2 separate regions of the Homo sapiens genome follow, and region 1 is linked to region 2. A link is a loop called in an ENCODE intact Hi-C map of the cell type or tissue named here. Cell type or tissue: HepG2. All regions are shown on one strand. Each heading gives the region's core, and the rest is flanking DNA. Links, peaks and the distances in the headings are about the cores only.

Region 1 (5,388 bases), core at 107-5,106, 190 kb before region 2:
CATGTAACGTGCTTACAGCAGTGCCTCGGAGAGACTTAACACTCAAGAAATCCTAGCTGTTGTGATTACTGTATTTCTTTCTTGATGCTGAACAGATCAGTATTTTTGGATCTAGATTCACAGTGGAGCATGCAGTTTTCTGGCTTAAATCAACACACTGTACTACAGTCGACAGGATGATAAGGTAGAAATAGCAACATGCTGCAGGGCAAGAGATCTGGGGTCAGGCTTTAGCTCTGCACTTTAATAGGCTGCGAACACCCCAGCAGTTCCTCGACTCCTGAGAGCTTTGATTCCTCATTTATACATGAGATATATGAACCTGGTGATCTCTGAGATCCCTTACCTCATGTGAACCTTCCTTGACAGAATGTGAATTTCACCATAATGAGGATTATGTTTCTGTAGTCTCAGCTCACGTAGTACGTTAAAGAGACCCCAAAGCACCATAGTGGAAGATTCTTCAGGAAATGCTTGGTTAGTAAGGAACATCAGGAAAGGACCCTCCAGGACTCCCTTCTGTCTGTTCCCCCATAGCACTCACTAGTAGGTGAAGCCATCAGTAACTAATGGGGTTAGGAATTATCGGGAACGGCAGTGTGAAATGCACCATTGGTAGTATCTGGTTTTTTTTTTGTTGTTGTTGTTGTTTTATGTCAATTCGTTCTGATTCTTATTGCAAGGGAAGTAGTGTGGCGTGATAAGAAAAGTGCTGGCCCCAGAGTCCAGAGCCTGTGAATTTCATTTCAGCTCTGCCACTGTCTGGTTTTCTAGCAAATGACATTGACCTTCCCTGGGCCTTAGTTTTCGCAGTTGACAAACTAGAGGATTGCTAAAAATTTCTGGCAGTTTAAAAACTCTCTGCTACCAATTTCTTTATAGAAGGACAATACTCATATGAAATCCTATTGACAGAAAAGCATTTTGTCTCCCCTTTCTCTTTTTTTTTGCCAAGTGTAAAGAGAGTTGGTGTGGAAAAATATATTCTCCTGTGAAAAGGTTCATTCAGCCTTTTCTTAATAGATCAAGTGGTTGGTATTTCGGCTGGCTTCTGAAATACATTACAAATCACAATCTGGAAAAAGTTCCAAAGCAGCTCCAAGCCTTCCTGCTGAATTTGGATACATCTTTAAGTCTTACTCTGCAGCTCATCCTTAACAACTGACAAAATATTTACTTTGCTCAGTACAGAAAAGGGTAACATTTTCCAAAATATTAAACTAGGTTGGATTCAGAACACAGACAATGAGGCAAAAAGCTGGACCTCTGTTCGAAGCAGTATCATTGAATCATTTTCCAGAGTGCCATGAGAAACAGCCTTGGTGGATGTTTGTGCTCCACAGTAATTCTGAAAAAGGCAGAAGCCAGCCAGCCTCTGTCTAGCAGACCCACTGGTGTGCTGAGCAGTGATTCTCAAAGTGTAGTCCCTGTGCCAGCAGCATCAGCATCTACTGGCAACTGGTTAGAGATGCAGATTCTCACAATCCATCCCAGACCTACAAAATCAGAACGTTCCAAAATGTGGCCTCCCAATCTGTGCTGTAACGAGTCCTCCAGGTAAACAAGGAAAGTTTGTTTCCTTGTTTCCTGGTACTGAGGAAAGTTTGCAAACCATTGGTTTAGGCCTGTGAAGGCTACAGGTGTTTATTACCTTGCAATTGGAAGTTTGAAAAAAGGACAAGACTAGTAACTCAAGTTTTTGTTAATGAATTAATTTTTTTTCAAATGTAAATAATTTGAAATTTGGAGGTGTTGCTTTTTGAAATGCTGTCCCCTCTAAGTCTTTGTCCCTCTCTTCCCATCTCCCTCCCCAGCCCCACTTCATGCTTACGGCAACAGGGTCTGAATTATATTTGTCTGTTTTTAAGACAGTGAAAATGCACTGCAATTTGGTTTAATGTACTTGAATGTAGCTAGTAATTTTGATAAAAATTTAATTGCATTTTTTTAAACAGACTCTCACTTGAAGTTCCTCTATGATGAAAAGGTGGACAAAAATTGAATAACTACAATTTATAATGTTCTGTTCTATCAATGAGCCTTCTTTTTAACAGAATAACTATTTTTTATAAATAAATTGTGATTTATTTTAAATTAAATTACTGGAAATCAGTCTAGTCACCAGCTTTAATTAAGAAATAGACTACCATCATAAGGGCTGTAGTGTTGATTTTAAAATTGCAAATAATTTTTAGGGGAAATTATGATAGCCCTCATAAGACCTCCTCCTCCTCCCGAACGTCTCCTGCCTGCCCTGCCTCTTCTGTGTTACGTGCCTGGCCACTGCAGGAATCTGAGCTGTGACCTTTGTCCTGCAGTCTCGTGCTTGGTGATGTCATCCGGTCCCAGGGTTTCAACTCCTGCATCTGTTGATTTGGAAGGCACACAAATCTGTAACTAGAGGGTGATTTCGCTCCTGAGTTGTAGCCAATGTCACCAACTGCTTCAATGTCTTTCCAGCGCCTTAAGACCACACATCCAAACCGGAACTCCTCATCTTTTACCCTCCCTTTCCTCTTCCCAACATCCCTATTTCCTTTAATGGGCATTTCCCACCCATGACCTGCCATTAAGTTGAGGGCAGGAAACCAGGAATAGTAGGAGGTTCTGGGGTTTGGAACTATGTGGGTCTGGATTCAAATCCAGGTTGGCCACCTCTTGGTCAAGTGCCATTAGGCAACTCACTTCTCAGATCTTCAGCTTCTTCATTTGTAAACAGAGAATTGTTTGGAGAAATAAGAGAAGAAAAGTATATTAAAATTTGGTTGTGTAATGTATTATCCAAACCAGAGCATATTGACAGTGAATGTGGCTATTGTTAATAATTATTCCATGACCCTCCAAAAAAGACAAAATCTTAAGCTGCACCAAGCAAAACAGGATGTGTGTTCATTCTACGTGTTTAGTGCTATGAGTAATGTAGTAGGTCCTCAATAAATACATGTTCCCTTTCCCTTCCTTCCTGTTATAACAATGTTTGTCTTCAGTATTTTCTGAATCTGCCTGTGGTTTCCATCCCTCCTACCCCTACAGCTGTCCTCAGTCCCTGACATTAAGACCATTGTAATGTTCTCCCAACCAGGTTCCTTGCCTTCCATTTTTCCCGTCTAATAGATTCCATGTACGTTTGCCAGATTAATCTTCTGAAACCACATCTCTTAAACCATTCTCTGCCTCAAGACCCCTTAATGAGTGCCCATTGCCCGCTTAATAAAGTTAAAACTCTACAGCATGGTATTTAAAAGTCTTCCTGCTTGGAGTCCAGTAGCTTTCCTCCGACTTAATTCCAAGCACTGTCCTTTGTCTATACCAGGTTCTTGGCAAACTCTACCATTTCCCAACAGCCTTGCCTTCCCTGACTGCTGGAGTCTTCCCTCCTGTCTCTGCCTGTTCAAATCCACTGTCCTTTCTGCTGAAGTGTGGCCTCTTCCAGAAAGGCTTCCCTTGTCTGCCCAGTGAGAAGCTCTCCCCCACCCTAAATTATCTTAACAATGTTTTATTCATATCCCTCTCTTTTTTATATTGTAGTTGATCAGGTTCATGTCTTAGACATCCCACAAGGAAGGGGAATGGGAGGCAGTTCAAGCCTCTTTGCCTCAGATAATTCACACATGAGAGGAATTCAGAAAATGCTTGTTGAACAATGAATAAATGACTGACTGAAAGTCATTTTTGCCTTCAATAATTAAATACTGCCATTGCTTTATCTTTAAGTAAGCAAAACTTCGTAAAACATAAGGCAGGTATTCTTATTTATTTTGCTTCGTTTAAGAACTAGGAGATTGAAGTCTTTACTATTATTGACAGTAAAGATTCTAAAACTACAAATGACTTTTTCCTGCATCTTCATGTTGATGTTATTAGCTTTATTTGCCTAAAAGAGGCAGCTTATTTAATAATTAGAAAAAAAACCCTGTAGCTCCAAGAAGCGAATTTTACATATCATAAAGTAAAAGTCAGAACCTGCTTACAACTCAGGTATTGGAAAACACAGTTTGTCTCATTGACTGCCTGTCCCCAAACTCCAAACTGTATGGGGCAACTTTGTCTTGCTTTTCCCTTGTTTCTGTTTCAATTTTAGAGGCGAATTTGTATATATTTTAATGTAAGATGGCTCTACTCTCTCTTTTGGCATATTTGTTTTTATAATTGTTTTATAGTCAATAACACATATACTTTTTTTAAATAGCACATCTGTGACTAAGGGAATAGGTTTTAGCAAATTTAAAAAACAAAAAAAATTGCTCCAGATCTCTTTAAGAGAAAGCTGCTCATTTGCAAAGAGATCATTTGTAATTGCCGGTGAATCTTGTGTAATGATGATAGAGAAAACCAGTCATCATTGTTCTCTGACTTCTGTTTCAACATTTATCCACTTGTTTGTCTTACAAAAGTGCTCAGGTATAATGACAAGAGTCACATCTGTTCAGGCTTGCCTTAAAATGGCAGTTACACATTCCATTCTTCTTAACTATATATATATATTTTTTTTTTTTTGAGATGGAGTCTCACTCTGTCACCAGGCTGGAGTGCAGTGGGATGATCTCGGCTCACTGCAACTTCTGCCTCCAGGGTTCAAGCAATTGTCCTGCGTCAGCCTCCAAGTAGCTGCGACTACAGGCGTGCCCCACCGTGCCCAGCTAATTTTTGTATTTTTTTTTTTAGTAGAGATGGGGTTTCACCGTGTTGGCCAGGATGGTCTTGATCTCTTGACCTCGTGATCCACCCGCCTTGGCCTCCCAAAGTGCTGGGATTACAGACCTGAGCCACCACACCCGTCCTCTTCTTAACTTTTTAATTCAAGAGATCTTTTTCTTTGCATTACATAATTCCCCAAATAATTCTGTTAGCTGCTGCAAATATTTTTACCAGACTTTCATCTCAGTGTGTGTTTTTGGAAGTGAAAATATAGACAGTTAATTTTTATTGAATTTAAAATAGGTAGGCCTCAGAATTAGCATAATTTTGTGAAAATTGTGTAGAATCTACTTAGGTGGCCATTAAAAATGAATGGAGTTAGCAAGGGGTAGCTAATTCCCATCCTCTCTCAGGGAACTCTGGGATGTCAAGGCAGGCCACCAAGGATCTTATTTTTATGAAGAACCTAGTGCCCTAAAGCAAGCTTGTCCAACCTGTGGCCCGCAGCCGACATGCAGCCCAGGACAGCTTTGAATGCTACCCAACACAAATTTATAAACTTTCTTAAAACATTGAGTTTTTGTCTTTTTTTTTTTTTTTTTTTTTAGTTCATCAGCTATCGTTAGTGTTTAGTATAGTTTATGTGTGACCCAAGGCAATTCTTCTTCTTCCAATGTGGCCCAGAGAAGCCAAAAGATTGGACACCCATGTCCTAAAGAAGATAATTCACTGTCTGAACTTCTATCATCA
Region 2 (5,388 bases), core at 325-5,324:
TTTGGTAAATGCGTGGGCAGGGGAGGTAAAGGAGCTGTTTGAAATGCTTTTAAAATTTTTAGTTTCAAATTATTGAACACTCCAAGAAAAAAACTTAGATTTTTCTAGGGATAAAATAAAGCAAACCTTACTTCAGATATGTGTAAAGCATAAATACACTTAACACTCTTGAAAGCTATATTGTTGACTATTTGAAAAGAGGGCTGGGAATATTTTCTTCTTAATGAATAAGTAAATTCACTTCACCTGAGGACTTAGTACAAATGGGCTCCTACATCATCTTTACTGGCCCTTTCCCACCATGGTGTAAGGCTATGGTTCCTTCCTCTCTTCAGGGCACGGCCACCACTTCTCACCTTCTTATCTTGATGTTCTAGCCAACTGTGACTCCAGTTACGGTACTTACCTGGGGTTTGCCTCCTACCTCTATAATTTTCTTCACCCCAATCTGCGCTACTGGTGCTTTGTCCTCAATCTTCTTCTGGGGCCCAGGTCTCTGCATGACCTCCCATTGGCTGAATTATTAATTGTTAATGGGAATGTATCTCTGGGTCCCTGAATTGCTTCCTCAATTTGGTATCACATAAAATTAACTATCAAGGACGAGTTGTTATTAACATGAATATGGAAAGGTAAACATGCAAGAATAGCCAGGAAAGCAATTAAAATAACAACTGTGAAGAGAAATGCTCTGGTAGACACTGAAACATACTAGAAAGCCTCTATTAACACAGTCTGGGCCTGACCACAGGAATAGAAAAATAGGCCAGTGGGATAGAATAAAAAGTCCCCAAGGAGACCCAAGACATGGAAATGTAGGTGTATCCTAAACAGGTATTGCTAGGGCAGAGGTGGGGAAAATTTCCAATGCGGTAGCCATTGGAAAAAGATAAAATCTGTACTGCATACCATATACAAGAATAAACTCCAAATGGATCAGGGATCTAAATGTAAACATTTAAACTGTACAAATACAAGAAGCAAATATGGGTGAATTTTTCTTTAACCTTGATATAGGGACTTAAAATCCAGAAAAATTAAATATTGATAAATGTGTCTACATAAAATAATTAAAACATTTTTATTGCAGGAGAACCATAAACAAAGTCAAAAGGGAAAAATATGTATAATTTATAACATGGATAAGGGGTTAATATCCTCAATATTCAAATAATTCTTAGCGAGGGAAATGATTAAAGCTACCTGAAAAATAGAAAAAAAGACATGAACAGACAACTCATTTAAAAGCATATATATGGCATTTGAACTTATGAGAAGATATTCAAACAACCCATAATTAAAGACATGCAAGTTAAAACTATTGCATTTCTCACCTATCAGATAAGGAAAAATTTAAAAGTATGACAACACATTCTGTTGGCAAGAATAGAGGGAAACAGGTACTCTCATGCATTGCTGGTGGGAATACAGATTGGCACAACCCTTTTAGAGGGGGATTTGGTGATGACTAACAAAATGATTCATCCACTTACTTTTCAACTAAGCAGTCCTACTTCTAGGAATCCACCCTAAATATACATCTCTAAAAGTACAAAAATACATATACACAGGTTATTTATTATGATATTGGTTGGAAAGAGCTTGAATACTTAAGAGAGTAGGTGAATAAACTATAGTACACTCAGTGGAGTACTATGCAGCCATAAAAAATGAGTGATAAGGGATGCCTATGAACTGATATGCTGTGCTTACTAGGGTATACTGTTAATTGAAAGAAGCAAAATGTGAAAAAATAGAAAAGCCTATCTTTTGTGTAAGAAAAAAAGGAAATAAGAAATTATACACATATCTGCTCAATAGTGCAAAAATAAATAGAGAAAAAATAAACCAGAAACTAATGACTAGTTACACATAAGGAGAAGGGAATGACTCCTAGTCACATACAAGGAGAAGGGAATGACTCCTAGTCACATACAAGAAATAGGTAGAATTGGGTTGGAAAGGATGGGAAAATGAGAGCAGGATAGAATGGATAGTGGGGGGCAGAGGAGTGACTCTTTTCTGAGTAACCCTTCTTATAAAATTCTGACTTTTGGCAACCATAGTAGTGATTTATGTGCTCAAGATATATAGATAGACAAAATCAACAGGGATGATGAAAGAAATCCAAAATGGAATTTGTATCAGTCAAGAATCCAAGCCAGGAGGCACAAGTCATGCAGTAATTTGAATAGAGAAGTTCATTATGAACAGGGAAATAACTATGAAGGTGTAAAGACAGCCCTAAAGAATATTCTAGAGCTGAGAGTACAAAAAGAATAAACAAATTTGGAAGTGGCCCCTCTCCAAGGATGCGACTGAGATCTCATGGGAGGTGATGGAGATACTCAATAAATACTAAAAATTAATGGGTTTTCTGGGCCCAGAGCTGTACCACAGCCATCAGGCAAGTAAGAAATACACCCTTTGGTAGGCATGCCAAAGCTGGCAGGAAGAAATTGCAGCCAGGGCCAGCAAGCCAAAAGCAACCCTCTGGAGTGCAAGCAGTCAAGACTGGCAGAAGGGCATTGAGAATGACTCAGCATATTAGGAGCCCACTCATCAGCAGGGCAGCATGAGACCTGAGGTGTGCAGTGTTTACTTTAGGAGGGTCACATCGAGGTGGTCACCAGGCCAAGGCCAGAGCTGTGAGCTCACTAAGGCACCATGTGGTCTGAACAAGCAGCTGGGACAAAGCAGCACTAAATTTTTTCCCGCACACTGCTGGCCACCGTGTGGTAGGAGTGAAGAGATAAAACGGCAGCACATCAGGGCCGGGTGCAGTGGCTCACGCCTGTAATCCCAGCACTTTGGGAGGCCGAGGCGTGCGGATCACGAGGTCAGGAGATTGAGACCATCCTGGCTAACACGGTGAAACCCCGTCTCTACTAAAAATACAAAAAATTAATTAGCCGGACATGGTGGCGCCTGTAGTCCCACCTACCCCAGAGGCTGAGGCAGGGGAATGGCGTGAACCAGGGAGGCGGAGCTTGCAGTGAGCCTAGACCGAGCCACTGTGCTCCAGCCTGGGCAATAGAGTGAGACTCCGTCTCAAAAAAAAAAAAAAAAAATAGCAATGCATGGTGAATCTGCGGGCTTTGGAACCATCCAGATGTGGATTCGACTCTGACCTTGTAACTTAACTAATTGTGTGATGCCAGGCTAGTTACCTAATTTCCCTAAGCCTCAGTTTCCTCACCTGAAAAATGGGTCATCATAATAATATCTACTTTACGTTATTTATTGCAATTATCTCTATATTTATATTATGATTATTTATATTCAATGGATGATATTTGTAAAGAACTTACTACAAACTCAACCAGCAGAATTCATAATAGTTTGATATGGTTTGGCTGTGTCCCCACCCAAATCTCATCTTGAATTGAAATCCCCATAATCCCCACGTGTTGAGGGAGGGACCTGGTGGGAGATGACTGAATCATGGGGGTGGTTTCCCCATGCTGTTCTCATGATAGTGCATGACTTCTCATGAGATCTGATGGTTTTATAACTGTTTGATAGTTCGTCCTTCACAAGCACTCACTCTCTCCTGCTACCTTGTGAAGAGGGTGCCTGCTTCCCCTTCCACCATGATTGTAAGTTTCCTGAGGCCTCCCCAGCCATGCAGAACCATGAGTCAATTAAACCTCCTTTGTTTATAAATTATCCAGTCTCCGGTGTTTCATTATAGCAGTGTGAAAACAGACTAATGAATAGTTGTTATTGTGATTGTTGTAATGAGCCACATCAATGACTAGTTCACTTCTCCTTGAACAAACTATATACTATGCATTGAAGGCCCTATTTAACGACAGGCAGATACCCCATAGGTTATGTTTCTAAAGGTTTGATATAGCTCATTGTAAGTAAATCCAGGACATGAAATTTTAAACTTACAAAATAGATAAATAGTGAGTGATTATTTTTATTAAAACGTGATTCATGGCCTCTTTTGGAGCAAGTAGCATTTGGTTTCCTTTTAATGTTTGCAGAAACAGAACTATGACATAAAACAAAACAATTGTTTGTGTATTGCCTTAGGCAGACTGAGAAAGGGCCACTGCTGGGTGACTTAGGCATGGGAAAAATCTGGCTTAATAATAAGCCTTAACAATGTTGACTCTTTCAAAGGGGCAAAGAGAAGCCAAAGTCTCGCATTTATCTTTTCCAAACAGATTCTGAACTACTTAAATGTGATGACATAGATCAAATATTTGAGGTTAAGGATTGCTTGTAGGTTCATGCTTTTTCCTTTAATCCATTTTTTGAGGTAACTCCAGGAAAAATAATGGGCAAGCATAGAAAAAGGGTGAGTATAGCTAAACAGGATCCTATTTCAGTAAAACACTGCAATGTCTGGTGTTTCTAGTAATGCATTTATTTTATGAAAAGGATATAAAATCAAGACACTTCTGTGGCAACGTCTCCATTTATATAAGGGACACAAAATATCACAAATAAAATATGCCACCCTGCTGTCTTCCAAATATTTCCAATAATCCTTTAAGTCTAGGAACAAAGGCTAAATTCCTGAATAAATTATCTTATCTTTATAATCTGCTCCAAAGTTTTGGAAACCCTAGCTTTTGAATATTAACCAAAAAGTGTTTCCATCCAGTCATTTGGAAAAGCAACTGAAATTCATGCTAATTTTAACTTAGACAGAGATGTTGTTTTGCCATCTTTTTTTTTTTTTTTTTGAAATGGAGTTTCACTCTGTTGCCCAGGCTGGAGTGCAGTGGCAGATCTCAGCTCACTGCAACCTCTGCCTCCTGGGTTCAAGCGATTCTTGTGTTTCAGCCTCCCAAGTGCGTGCAACCATGCCCAGCTAATTTTTGCATTTTTAGTAGAGACAGGGTTTTATCTCTCCTAAAAATTGGCCAGGCATGTTGGCCAGGCTTGTCTTGAACCCCTGACCTCAAGTCATCTGGCCGCCTTGACCTCCCTAAGTGCTGAGATTACAGGTGTGAGCCACCACGCCTGGCCTGTTTTGTCATCTTTTACTGACTCCCTGTTGATCCCTATGTACTCTGACCACAGTAGAGATCCCAAAGCACCTTCACCTCTGAGTCCTCATCCAACACTGTACTCCTTCCCTTGGCAGTGACTTCTACCTTATATTGGTAAGATCTGGTATATCTAGAATAAGTGTCATCCAAATCATTGTACTGATATCTCAACATTCATCCACCCTATGCTCCAGCCTCTGAACAAGCAGGGACTCTATCCTTCCTCAAGATTCACCCCCTCACTTGGGTTCTCAATCTCATGTCTAGAAGGTTCTTCCAGCATATCCTTTATTTTGGATTTTCTTTCAAAAGTACATATGTCTCCTTTAAGCTTTTCCCAAATATTTGCTATTTAGTTATCTCTATACTTGCTGTT

What was found. Hi-C counts contacts between places; a loop is a spot of excess contacts. Peaks named below come from ENCODE experiments on the same cell type or tissue, not always from the same donor. Only the 100,000 strongest peaks of a DNase experiment are listed, where the experiment ranks them.
Region 1: a loop joins it to region 2, with 4 times the contacts of the local background. A loop is called at or near these places in 26 of 110 quality-filtered maps.

What each region holds. Positions count from the first base shown.
Region 1 is chr6:143,221,763-143,227,150 of GRCh38, forward strand. The region is part of intron 3 of AIG1 (androgen induced 1); the gene reads left to right. Among named protein-coding and RNA genes, the nearest start is that of AIG1, 160 kb to the left of the region's middle. In HepG2, for the core only: no CTCF peak of the experiment used is centred there; a DNase peak (open chromatin) is centred at 2,329.
Region 2 is chr6:143,406,903-143,412,290 of GRCh38, forward strand. No RefSeq gene overlaps it. Among named protein-coding and RNA genes, the nearest start is that of ADAT2, 41 kb to the right of the region's middle. In HepG2, for the core only: a CTCF peak has its summit at 2,717; DNase peaks (open chromatin) are centred at 2,639 and 4,139.